Linked DNA regions of Mus musculus: region 1 is linked to region 2. The links are chromatin contacts, found by Hi-C in ENCODE. All regions are on one chromosome and are shown on one strand. Each heading gives the region's core, a stretch centred on a gene start or an enhancer-like site at or near the end of the contact. The rest is flanking DNA. Distances are from core to core; before and after follow the strand shown.

Region 1 (7,147 bases), core at 2,596-5,095, 36 kb after region 2:
TCTGTTTTAGCTTCTCATCATCCTTCTGTCAGAGAATCTTGTGAATCAATGGAGCTCCTTACACAAGCCAGGGCTGTAATGTCTGTTACTGTTTATAGTCTGCCTGGAGTGCAGCCCACTGACCCTGCCTCTTTTCTGTTCCCTTCATCTAGTCTGTCCCTCAGCTACAGCACCTCTCTCTCCATCACCATAGTGAGAATGATTGTGTGTGTCAGGCTCCTGCACCCAGTCTCTAACTCACTAAAATGTTGCTGTCGTGAAGCGTTAGAGCTAGTTCCTGCCCACAGCCTTGTTGAGAAGCGACAGGGTCCATACAAGCCATTCTCAGAAGAAATAGAAAATGGAACCCAGTCCTGACTGGAGTCGGGCAAAGCTTGACTCTATCTTGGTCCTATTGGGAATCAGAAATCAGAAGCCAGAGAGCCCACTCCAAAAGGAGACAACATGACTAAAGTTCAGCCGTAGCCGCCAGCTGTCCACATGTGACCTCAGCCTCTTTGTTAGGGCCATCATGACTGCTCATAGCATGTATCAGAAAACACAATACTCTGCTCCCCTTCCAGAGCACCATCATTTTTTTTTTCCATTCCAGGTAGTATGTTTTTCAAAGGCAGCGATAGATTTGGTCTTGATTCATCCCAATTTTTAACAGTGGCATTTTGATCAATATACACTCGTGTCATACACAGGATCCTGCCGCTTCGCAATGTCTTGGAAAAGAATTCAGAGATGGTCCAGGAGTAAGGAAGCCGGGATCTTAAAGGAGGTCACCGAGGTTTATAGGAGATCGTCCTCACTGTGTGACCTTGGGCAACTTGATGATGATTCTTTAGCTTGGTCTACAGGCAGTGGCAGTAGCAGCAGTAGCCCAAAGAGGAGGAGGAGGAGGAGGAGGAGGAGGAGGAGGAGGAGGAGGAGGAGGAGGAGGAGGAGGAGGAGGAGGACTTAGAGATGTAAGATTTAACTCTTGCTTTGGACTCATTAAACTAGAAACGCCAGAATCTGCTGAGGCACAGGCTTTAAAGCCCTACTCCAAGGTTAGGCTGAGGAATTCTTTTGATTTTTTTTTCTAATACATTTCCAGGAGCTGCCCCTGTTATGGCTGCTGGAAACCCAGAAGTCACACTCTGAGAATCACTCAGTTCCTATCTGTGAAGCTTGAAGCATGCCGGCATACAGTAAACATGATGTGCATGTCTGCTGTTGTAAATCATTGACTCATTGTTCTGTGAAGCACATTTTAGAAATCCAAAAATGTCTAAGGGTTGAGTCAGAAAGCGACCCACTGATTGGTTGAACTCATTTGACCTCCAGTGGCACATGGTGGGTCCTAAAGACAGATGGGGAAAGAGAAGACATAGTCCTTGCCTGCATGCAACTTTTTAAAAAATTGTGTATGGGGGGTGGTACATGTTTTCTGATAGAGCAAATGGTTCCCATATGAAATACTGCACTTATGTATGACACAGGCTTGGCAATATCAGGGGGTGACTTCGGATTTCACTATTTAACATTTCTAAAACAAATTTACTAATAAAATGGCGGAATTGAAGAATGTCTTTCCCAAATAAACTTTAGAAGTTCATGTGGGAGACATGTTGAGAGGCCAGGTTCATGGTCTCTCCTGGGGCTTTGTCATCTGGCCCAGCGGCTGGGAGGGATCAAACCTGGGCAGTGTTTGGAAAGGGCATTGACAGGCAGGCAGGTGGGATGTTTCAGCAGGAAAGCAAGAGTCTCCAGTTTGGCTTTTCAAGTGTTGAGAGTGTTGAAGACATGCCAGCAAGACTTCAAGAGAGACTCACCTGGCCTGGAATGTTTATGCTCACAGCAGGTTTGTTCTTTCAGCTGACTGTGTCTGATGGCCACAGGGCTTAAAACCAGCGCTTCAAACTCCATCTGCTGCACATTTCTGTTCTGTCTCAGGACACATTTTTCTTTTTCTAGGACACTCTTTTTTTTTTTTAGAGGTTCTTTGTTCTTCAAAACAATTCTAAGCCCCTGAGTCTGTGAGTACCACTGATGACATTGGATATTACAATATTGGACTAATCTGTCCCAGATAGAATGCTCGGCTCTTTCTGCCAGAGAAGGCTATGGTAGCCTATAGTGAGGTACATGAGGAGCCTTTCAGGGGCCCCCATTCTCAACATTTTATTGGATGTTCTTGATTTTCCAACTCAATGTGGCACAGTCTAAACTTTGACAAGGCAGTTCCTTACAACTAATTTGTTTTTATTGTTGTTGTTGTTGTTATTACTATTATTTAAGTATTTACTTATTTTTCAGACAGTCTCTATGTAGCCCTGACTGGTCTGGAAAAGGCTATGTAGCCTAATAGGAGAGAATTGTCTTTCTGTAAATAGGGTCTGACCACTAAGGGAGATGGGCAGCTTGGGTTCCTCTGATCCTGGTTTGGCAGCTGTGCTATCTCAGAAAGAGCTAGCTATAGTCTTGTCTCAAAGTTCATCTTTCCCAAAAGACCAGGTCTAACTGCCCTTCTTGGGTCCCTAGAGGAAGGTGTCCAGGGACGATCTTTTCACACACCTTCCCCATCACATCTCTGAGGGGCTTTAAGTACATACTGGAATAAAAGGTCATAGGTGAGGCTAGCCCCAAATCCACTCACTGCTCCTCCATGTTTGTTTGCATTTACTCTGTGGGTTTTTGTTTTTTGTTTTGTTTTTTATATCAAGGTATCTGTGTGCCTGAGCCTTCCTCTGCAAGGGAAAGTGGATTCCTGGCCAGCTGTGGGTGGCTGGTTCCTATTGGCCAGGGTTTACTGCCTCCTCTCTTAGACTCCCACCTTCTGCCTCCTTGAAACCTTTGAATGTGTGGTCCTTAACATTCAGATTCTTTGTGTGAGGGTATGACTCTAAATAGAACTGGGTCTAGTTCAAGGGTTTAAATTGGTTTGGTAGAGAGAGCAAGAACACAGCATCATGTCCTGGAGTTTTTAATACATTTCTTGGGTTTCTAATCTTCAACAGACAGGTCCTTAACCTTATTTTTGAGTTCTTATGCTGGTTTCATAATTTAAGACATGAAAGGCCTTGGTCAATGGACAATAAATGCCACCCTTCCTATGAACCATAGTTCAACGATGAAGTTAAAGGAGCCAGAGAAAGAAGGTGTCTGACTCTGACCTAAAAAGCTTTGACTACTTTCTCATTGCCCAAGGCACATCCTACCCTCAGGCTCTCTCTTTCCTCCTTTTTTTCCACCCCCGCCCCCCCCCCCGTGCCCTCTCCTTCTCCTCTTTTTCTATCATATATAACACATATATTACATCTGCCAACATTGTCCCCACTATAACTCGTTTCACCAGTAAAAAGAGAGGGGTACCTGAGAAGAAGTACCCAGGGCATTCTGGGATTGGGGCTCACTGGAGCTATGCTAAGGAAAAGTCAGGACTTTGGCTGGCTGTGTGTGAGAGAATGAATCCTTTCCTCGGTGCTGGGAAAGGAAGGAGACCCAGGTGCAGAAAGAGCGTCTCATCTCAGCAGGGCGAGCAGAGTGACAATTAGCATGCAAGCCTTCTGTTGGCCTGACCACCTGATAGATAAATTCCTTGTTTCTCAAAAAAGCCAAGGAAGTAACAGCATTGCACTGGAACTCTCAGGGGGCTCTGGAGGGGCGGGGGAGTTCTCTTAACTTCTTCAAACCGCAAATATTTAGTCCGAGTTGGGAAAAGGTCCCCGGGGCACCAAGTTCTTATTGGATTCTAGCAGTTTGACCCCTCTTCTGGAACAGGGGCGGGGGCGGGGTGGCCACTGCTGGCTGGCGTCGCCTGCTCGTCTCCTCTCAGCTCCCGCGGGCCGGCTGCTAGCGGGCGCTGCGGATCTCTGTGAATGGAAATGGTCGGGTGGGTGGATGATGTGAGAGGGCTGGGGCTGATCTGAGTTGAGAGGGGGTGTGAGAGCCGAGGGGGTGGGGACGGCCGGGCAGGGACAGCCTGTGGTGCTCACGTCTGGCCGGGAGAGACTCTTGGCCTCCAGATGTTCAGTGTGTTTATAGCTGCCAGAGCAAGAGACCAGCTCCCTCGTTAAGAAGTTGCTTTCTTGAGCTGCAGCTTCTGCAGCTGGAGGCTGCGCCCTCCCTTCCCCCAGGCTGGTCCCTCACCCCGACCCCGCCTTCCTCCTCTGCAATCCTCCCAAAATACACGAGCACACAAAAAGAAAAACACCAGCAGATTTTTTATTTCAGAGAGTAAACACTTGGGCCGTGGGGGTCTGGAGGTTATGGGAAAAGAGGAAACCATCCAGCTAATCAGGCAGCACACACTTCCCCCGCTGAAATAAAACAGAAATCTTTGCTCCGCAGGGCTGCCGGGTTAACCCCGGCACTGCCAGCCAAGCAGCGCCCCAGCGGCCCGCCCCGAAGTGGGGTATCCAGGCCCCACCTTGGGCAGCTGCCACTGCTGACTCTGGGAGGGGAGAGGCCTGGCCTGCCTGACCTGCCTGCTGTCCCCTTGGTTTGTGGTGGCACATCTGCTTAAGAAACAGATGAGATTCTGAACTTAGATTTAGATTGCAAGAGGCTAATGGGAGTTCTAGATAGGTGGGGTGTAAGCAAGGGCACCACTCCCTGCCAGGAGAGTCCTTGCTGTTAGGAAAGCCAGCTTGTTTGCCTGCTGTCCCTCCCTCCCTCTCTCCTTGTCTCCCTTCTCCTACCTTCTCTCCATCCCTGCCCCCCCCTCCACCTCAGTTCTCTCCTTCTAGTTCTTTCCCTACTAAGGGCCTTCAGAGTCTATATCCCTTCATTTGCCCCCTAGCTGCCTGTCCAGAGACCATAAATATCCTGTGGGGCAAAAGTCAGGGGTCAAACAGGAGGCCTAATTGCACTATGGGAGAGATCACCTCTCCCTGGGCAGCCTTTGGCCCTCAGAACTCGCCCCTGTGCATAGCCTCTGCCTTTCAGTTCAGACCCTGCCCTATCTCACTGTCTGGAGGGCTGGCTCTCTCTTCTCTGCATCACTGTGGTTTTTTGTTTGTTTGTTTTTTGTTTTTTAATATGGATGGGCTTCCTATTCCTGAGCATCCTATTAAGCCTTACCTATGGCCTTTGAAGACTCTTGCTTCTTAATAAAACAGATTTCCACAAACTCTATTCACCCTTTCAGGTGGCATTTAAACCTCAGCCTCCAAAGCAAGCAAACTGCTTTGCAAGTTGGAATTCCTTTCTTGAAGACCTTGTCAAGAGGTAGTGGGAAAGCAGAAACACCAGTGATTTAAACAGCGATAGAACCAGGTCCTAACTGCCTGTGTCTTTTATTGGGTCTCCTGCTTGTACATCACCAACCCTGAAGACCTTCTACCAAGTCTTAAATCTGCTAATTGTCACAGATTTTCTTCTTCTTCTTCTTCTTCTTCTTCTTCTTCTTCTTCTTCTTCTTCTTCTTCTTCTTCTTCTTCTTCTTCTTCTTCTTCTTCTTCTTCTTCCTCCTCCTCCTCCTCCTCTTCTTCTTTTCTTCTTCTTCTTCTTCTTCTTCTTCTTCTTCTTCTTCTTCTTCTTCTTCTTCTTCTTCTTCTTCTTCTTCTTCTTCGTCAGAAATGATCTTGCCAAAAATAATACATACAAGAATTTTGCTTTCCCCTGCTTCTCAGCATGATCTGGGACTCCAGAGAAGTTAGGATCTCCTACAGTAAGGGGAAAGGTTCCATTGTGCCCCGCAGAAGCAGATAGGGAGAGCACACCAGCATATCTTGTTTAACAGCAATGAATTCACTGTTGTCAACTTCCTTCCTCCAAATCCCTTTCCACTGCTGTGGCTGATCCCCAGAGACTGTATTTAAATCTGGAAGTTGTTTCCATCCCATTGTCTTGGAGATAAGAATCACGGCCTGGCTCAATGTCCAGACACATCTTTCTGCTTTATTTTATGCTACTCAGGATATATCTTGAGTCGGCTTTTCTACCCTCTAGTGGGTTCACCACCCTCACCTTATACAGTGGGACAAAGTGTGGTGACTGTCATGTCTGGATCACTTTGTCAGAACATATAGTGTAACAGTGTCAGGAGATCTGTTGGGTGTGACAGTCCCAGCCAACTGCCTCTGTCCAGGCACCATCCTCTGGAGTCCCAGCCCTCATGTCTGATCTCTGGCTTTTCTTGAAGTGGCTGACCAGGCTCTCTTGCTAAAGTTCACTTAGACAACTGGTAGTTTGCAGACCTCTCCATTCTAGAGAGAGATTACCCTACATGAACTCTGGATTACCCTACATGAACTCTGGATTACTACTTGGGCCTGCTAATTGTTGTTTTAGTGTATGTATCTTTCATTGGTATGTTAGATAGACATTCTAGTGGAACAAGACTTAGGGCTGGTTGATGACCCTAGGCCAAATACTGGAGTTTTATTATGAAAGTGGACAGCTGCATCTGGAATCAGATATGCCTGTGGACTGTCCTAGAGAGCCCAAGGGAGGTTAGAGAGAGCAAAAAAAAGATGCTTCATCACTTTGAACAGACCTGGTGTATCAGGCCTTTCATCATTCCCTTTTTAACTGAAAATTCTGACTTTAAATTTCCCGAACAACAAAACCAACAGAGCCGGTTTGAGTCTTGTCTTTTGACACCGTTTCAGAGTGTCCAGGCAGTTTCCTGGGCATATTTGCTTCTTGATTAAAAGTATCAGATATGACAATACCTTGTTCTTCTCTGGTGACATGAGTGTCTGAATGATCGTATTCCAGAGCTGTGTGAGAGGGCGTTGATGTTATTTACGCCTCCCGGGGGTTGAGGCTCATCCATGTATGGCTTCTGCTTTGCTATGTTCCTAGGAATGATATTATTCCTGCTGAACTTGAGTGAAAACTTGAGCTGTAGTTCTGAGGTGGGAGGAAGAAGATAAAACTGTCGGAAGGAGAGAACTGTAGGAAGGAGAGTTAGAGAAATGAAGAGAGAGAATTTGCTTACCCTACTGTCCATTCCCAATCACTGAATACATTTTATCTGTCCTTATGGTTTCTGTTTTCCCTCTTCATTGTCACCTCCTTCTCAGTGACTCCTGTCACTATCCTGCAGGGATAAAACAAAGTAAACCTGCTTTCCTACCAACCAGAGCCCCACGCAAACCTCAGAGATGGAGCAGGGAAATGAGCCACTGTCCCCTGATTATTTTTGGATCTCCACTTGGGTTTTCTTTTT
Region 2 (6,582 bases), core at 2,504-5,003:
CATGTGAGCCACCAGAGTTCCAAATGGGGGCTCAGGACAGGAGCTCGGCGTTTGATCATGTGAAAGAGAGCGATTCATTACAAAGTACAGGCTAAGAGGTTCCAGAGCCCCAGTGTGACTAGACAAAGGTTCTCTGCTCCTTGATTTCCTTTTATCTCATTCTTCTGCAGCCTCTTCGATGTCTGGCGACAAACTGAGCCTATAATGGAGTCTGGATTTTTACCTGTACTGCTTCAATATTTTGTTCCGATGTCACTTTCCTGTGTAAAGAGAGTCTTCCAAGCATCAAAAAAGGCAGTTCCCTCTTAAATGAGCGGGAAGAAATGAGGTAATATGCTAGGTATGGTAAGTTAGTCATGTTTTGCATGGGGTTTCCTTAAATACATTGGTGTCCCCCATTTTAGGGTTAGCTTTTTATGTGGAAAGTGTCATAAACTGCTGGAACAGGGCTCTTACCATTTAGGGCCTGGGGTAGAAATAAGAGAAGATTGCGGAAGGATTGACGGCCCTCACCACACATTATGTCCAGGAATTTACCTTCTTTTCTTCTTTAGGAGGTATTGACTTGCTTGGTAGTTTATTAGCATGAGGAAGGGGAAGTGGCATCTTCACGATGTAAACAGCCATGGCTTGCAGGTCATTGCACTGGAGATTCAAACAGGCGCTGGCTCAGCTGTATCTGCACTATACTGACCTCACTTATTTAGGCTAACCTATAAACTTTCCGCTAAGGGACAACAGATCATTATGGGTTTTTTTTTTTTTTTTTCATTCTCTACAGTGACAGCTTGATTCAAGCTAGAGTCAACTAGGAAGACGGTTTCAAGGAGGGTTGGTCTCCATCATATTGGCCCATGGGCCTGTCTGGGAGGAACTTTAAAAAAAACGGAATCAGTCAAGGAGAGAACACCAACCCTGGATGCAGGTGGTGGAGCCATTTTATGGGCTGGGCCCAACACGTTGTGTGTGAATGAGAAAGGCTAGCAGAGCAGTCACACGCACGCACTCATTTCTCTGGTCTCTTGGCTGCAGATGTTGATGTGACTAGATGCTTCATGTCCTTGACTTCTCTGCACTGGGGACTGTCACTTGGGAATGTGAGCTAAATGTTTTCTCCTTGAACTTGCATTTTGTCAGGGAGCCATCTCTATGGAATGGAGAGCCCACGTTCCTAGCCATTATCCCATCTTTTCTTCTGGATTTCAATGTAAGTAGCCTACCCAGTGTATACAGCGCAATGGGTTGATCACAGGACTTCCTATGTGGTATGCCAGAACTTTAGCAACCTCAGTTCATAAGCTCTTTTAGAGGATCATTTGTCTTTGCTCTGGGCCATCTGTGTGATAGCAGCACTTGTTCCCCTTAGGTTTATTTAATACAAATCAAGATAGAGTAATTGTTTCTTATGGTAGCATACATCATGTTATTATAACATCTTAGAGACTGTGTGGGTATGTGCTCATAGTGTGTGCAGGCCAGAGGTTGATATCAGATGTATTCCTCAACCATTTTTTTAAAACATGTATGTCTCTCCCTTATGTGTACCACTTCCCACACAGTGTCATCTTGGCCTATTCTTTGACTTTACCGGAGTGCATGATGCATACATTTATTAAACTAAACTGGCTGAGCAATACCAAGGAATGGGTTGTCTTCCAAGTGATGTTAATACACAGGAGATAATTGATTCAGGATCATCTGGACTGCATTTCTCTTAACTGGAGCTTGTCAATGCAGCCAGACTGGCTGGCCAGCCATCTCCAGAGACTTTCCTGTCTCCACCTCCACCACTAAGATTTCAGGTGCACAATGCCACACCCAGCTTTCCTGTGGGCACTGGGGATTGAACTCAGATCTTCCTGCTTACATAGCAAGCTGTTTCCAAAGGTAGGTGTCTAGCTTCGTTATTTCTTTTGTATGTAGATATCTACCGAATGCTGCATTTCTGAGGACACTGTCTAAAATAAAATATGCTGTGTTCCTGGACATCCATTGTCTAGGCACATTATGCTGGCAATGGCTTCTGCACCATTTTGGATTTCTGTTCTAGTCTCTTCTGCACTAGGGCAGGTTGTAGTAGAGGACAAGGCTAAGGTCCTAAAGGCTGACTTTGTCTGGACTCTACTAGACAAGTGCAGGGCAAAAAGCCCTTCATTAATTACACTATACACTTTGATAGAGCACAAATTGACATCTATTTTTCCCAGTTCTCGTATATGAATAGTGGTTACAATTATAAATAATTGTGATGGATTTAATTGACCACATTTAAGCTGGGCGGCACACCAGAACTGACTGGGCTTGAGGGGACAGGCTGAAGCTTCCAGAAATTTCTCTCACAGCCCAGATTATGCTTTCTGGAACTAGTTGGTGTTTGTGACTCTCTTCCCACAGTAGTGTGATCTGGTTAGATTCCCAGTGCTGAGACCAGTTCTTGGTGCCGACATTGGTTAAACTAAGTGGACTGAGCCAATAGGAAAAGACAGCTTTTATCTACATCGTGTTAATACACAGGAGGGGAACACGGGCATTAGTTCCTGTGTGAGCTGCAAGCTACCAGCGATGGATAAACATGATGATTTTCTGAATGACATTTTGGGTCTTTGTGGAATTTCAAGTGGAGTAGTTGTGTCTTCATTAAGAAGGGAAGGAAGCAATTGACTCATCCATTACTCAACATCAATGGAATCTTAGGGCAAAAGTCTTGGAACTGCAAGCAATATAAACTTTTCCAATTTTCCCCTATTCATAGAAATGAGATTTCACTGTAACATTATCGTCATGCCCTTAAGTGAAGAAGTGATATTGTGTATGTTTGCCTAGAGTTGCTTAAAACTTTCATATTGCGTATGCTTTGTTAAAAAGAGACATTTATGGATATTTCTTCCTTTTAATCACTACATCATGGACAAATGAAATCCACTAATGTTCATCGATGGCCAGATCACCTGGAACAATGCTTAGAAGAGATGCCTTACTTTTTGGAACCTCCACCTTTGCTTTTGGCCGTCTCCCCCTCTGCATGCAGTCAGGGAAACATGACAACAATTTAATCCACGCTAGTGAGTGGAGACCGGTGAGATCATCTGATGCGATCTGAGCCAAAATCTTCTTATTCACGAAGAAATACACTGTGGTGTTTCTCATGGCAGGCCCAATATGAACAAGGCATACTTCACACATCAGGTTAATAAAGAGTCACAAGAAACCTAAGTAGGTGAGTGGGTGTCAGGCATCCTGCTAGAGACAGCCCCCTGAGTGGTTTTACAGGACCCTCTGCCCCATGATTCAAGGCCTAGGCTAAATGAACACAGTTTCACTGAGAAAGTCAAGCCATGTGGGGCAGAAGTAGTCACATGTCCAGTAGAGCACCAATCTGGTGCATGCCAAGTGTCTCTGTCTCTCCCTCCCTCCCTCCCTCCCTTCTTCTCTCTGTCTCTCTCTCCCTCTCTCCCTCCCCCCTTGCTCTCTCCCTCCCTGCCCCTTGTGCACTTTGCCCCGGATCAGTAATATTTAGTTGAAGTATCAGTAGAAGGATAAAACTAATCAGGTGTAATTTAGCGCTGCCACAAACAGCTCCCCTTTAGATCACAGTGCCTGCCCTGGAGACCACTGCCTTGGTGCCAGAGCCTGGCTGAATACCGCCTCTTCTGCTTCCCTAGCTTGACCACACCCCCCATTTCAGGAGGCAGCTCTATTAGGAGTATTATGGTCTCTGCATCCTCTTTAGCCCGGGAGCCAAGGATTCCCCGCAGGTAGTAGCTGGAAAGAGCCGCAGACCTTCGGTGAAGCTCACTCCATTCCTCACCCGTCTCTGCAGCAAATTAGTAAGTGAGAGCTGAGTTTCTGTCGGAAACTTTCTTTTCACTTTTCCTCCCACCACCCCCAAATTTTACGAATTAAAGGGTAAATTGTGAAACTTTCAGGATGCAGCTGTTTCTCTTCTTTTTTTTTCCGTCTTTGCCTTTTCACATATCCCATTGTTTAACAATATTTTTGAAAACTATTTCCTGCTCTCATTAGATAAGCTTAAACATCAAGACTCTTGTCACCTTCCACCTCCCCCCCCCCCCAGCACACATTGTTGATCCTTGCAAATGGCATATCACAATTCTGAATACCCCTTGCAAACCCTTTAAATAAAACTGTAGTTTTGCTTAGAAAATTTCTTTCTTATTTTTTTTTCATTCTTAGTGAAGTCTACTATCTGCTCTGCCCCACCTCTTACCAGCAACTTAATGAACTGCTTTCGTAGAGGGGAAATTGCTACTGGCCAAGACCTTCTGAAAAGCCAGCCTATCACTTCTTCTACTTCGAGACTTAAGTCATACAAGAGCTCACCAATTCTTTGTCAGGCTCTGTGGGTCATTGGTTGTGGGGGTGTCTCCAGGTCCGAGGGACTTTCTTCCCCCAAACTGTACTGCTATCCCGGGGGAGGCTGGAGTTGGGACTGCAATTCCCCTTTGCAAGGGATGGAGGCTTCTTGTTACTGTAAGGTTGTCTTCTATCACCTTTCAAAGTTGACTTTTCTGTGAGTGAACTGTGCAAAGATGCTGGGTGGCAAGATCATGACATTCCATTGTAAGGTTCCCTTCTGGGTTTTTTCTTTTTTCTTTTTTTTTTTTTTTTCTTCTCTTCTCTCATCCCGAAGCCCTTTTCCTTCCTACTTTGTATCGCTGCATGGAACTGGGTGGGAAACAACAGGAAATCCAGATCCTGAAATGTACCTCTGGCCACTTTGTTTGATTTGTAAAATTACCCGACACTTTAACTCTTTCATCAGCTGGGGTCTGGATTACCTCACCGCCTTTTTTATCTAGCAAGAAAGACTTTGGTTTGGCAGGCTCGGTCCTCGTGGGGCAGCTGGTGGCCTCTATGGCTCTGATTTACCTGCGGTTCCAGAACCCAGGCCAGAGAGCTGTAAGGGGTTAATTCGTGAGAAGTGCTTTGAAGATGAAAAGGTCTTTTCATGTGTCCAGGCATTGTAGTTATTAATATTAATATTTGAAGCACACTGCTTTAATTGTAAATCGACAACTTCTATACTTAGCCATCAGTAGTGCAATAACAAACAGCAGGCACCAGCCCACCAGACTCTTCTGTTCTGGATCCACTGCTGGGGACATGGGGCACAGTCTGATTGCTGAGGGGCTCTTTGCCTCATAGACACCTTACACCCAGGTGCTAGTTACTAGAGGCGCCAAGAGGTGCTACAGCCCAGTCTGGAGAAATGTGGGTAATCCTGGCACCTGGCAGTCTGTGACCTTGGATTCTCTGCAGAGCCCCTGCCTCTAATTGCCTATTCAAATTTCCCAGGGATGGTGAAGTTCAAAAGCTAAGAGGATCAGAGCTGAATTTTGCGGATGAGCATTTGGACTCTATGGGAGGCTGTCTCTGTAACTGAGGAGAGGTCATTGAATGAGCACGGTGTGTTTGACTTTCTTTAAAATACAGGTGATTCTCGGTGTCCCACCTGGCTTACATAGAGGGGAGTCTGTAATAAGGTAGTATAGAGCTTTGAAAAAGAAAAGAGCCAACAGGAGCCAGAGGAGTTGGAAGTAATAGTGTAAGACATTGGGTCTGTGAGTGCGGGTTCCTAAGGAAGAACTGGGGTAAGCCAAACAATGTAGTGAGGACAGGAACTGGGCATGGAGATTTCTGCCTATGATCCCACACCGCCTCAGCGTGTTGGTAAATTTCTCACCCCTAACTCCAGTTCTGCTGAACGTGATGATGTTTTTGAATGGACAGTTTCATTTATCTCTATGAGGAAATGTAGTCATTCTTATGGCTTTCTTCCTTTCTCTTGTTGAGAGAATACATCTCAAGACCACCACCCCTGTACTTTCGCGTCTTCTTTTTATGGGTGGGCTTTGTGATGTTATTTATTGGTGAACAGAGACACAGCCTCCCCACCACAATGATTCTTTTCTCATTATGTATTCAAATTCCTCAGTGACATCAAAAAGCACAAGAGATGAGTATATGCCAGAAGTTGGAGCTCCCACCCTCCCTCCTTTCTTTCCTCCCTCTTTTTTTCTTCATGGGAAATTGAAAACATTTAGTATCTGAGTGACATTAATATGTGAGGCAGCAATTTAATGGCATTTATAGCAACTCTTGTTTCTTTAATCCTGGGAAAACTTAGACACAGAGAGCCTTCTTGGTCCCCTTAATTCTACCGAGGATGTAGCCTTACAGCCTCTTTTAATGCAGCCAACTCTCAGGAACTGTCACCCACCTGAAAGAGGAGAGCAAGCTAACTTTCTGTGCAGTCACTCAGCGTGTTCCAAGAGGTGTTCTGCACAGGCCACTTCATTTACATCAGTAGGGTGAGCTTTTGGTGAGACCTGACCAGAACAAAGAGAGTGTGAGCACTGGGCTCCTGGATTCAGTAACAGAAAGTCCAAACTCTAAGATGCACAGAAGCAGCCTGGATTTTGCTAGGTTTCTGGGAAGATAATGTGGAGAGGGCCTACTGTCTAAAGATGAATTTGTAAATTATTCATTGCTAAGAAGATACTGACTCTGGGAAAAACCTGCATGTCTGGATCGTCTAAGTGAGTAAACCATCCTAACGTG

Evidence for each region. Hi-C counts contacts between places; a loop is a spot of excess contacts on that map.
Region 1: a loop to region 2 is called in a map of heart, with 1.8 times the contacts of the local background. The contact joins the enhancer-like site here to the promoter of Ets1 in region 2. A Hi-C loop is called at or near these places in 3 of 37 maps with a recorded cell type or tissue (all heart).

What each region holds. Positions count from the first base shown.
Region 1 is chr9:32,668,371-32,675,517 of GRCm38, forward strand. The region is part of intron 3 of Ets1 (E26 avian leukemia oncogene 1, 5' domain); the gene reads left to right. Among named protein-coding and RNA genes, the nearest start is that of Ets1, 36 kb to the left of the region's middle. Within about 2 kb of position 3,846, at least 1 of the 3 ENCODE cell types and tissues checked has a DNase peak (open chromatin) inside an H3K27ac peak, as active enhancers do; it is heart, where a contact is called at or near this core.
Region 2 is chr9:32,632,488-32,639,069 of GRCm38, forward strand. Ets1 (E26 avian leukemia oncogene 1, 5' domain) reads left to right here and starts at 3,754. Exons shown (of 10, transcript NM_001372534.1): 1 at 3,754-3,827. Gm31928 (a long non-coding RNA gene) reads left to right here. Exons shown (of 3, transcript XR_379225.4): 3 at 171-300.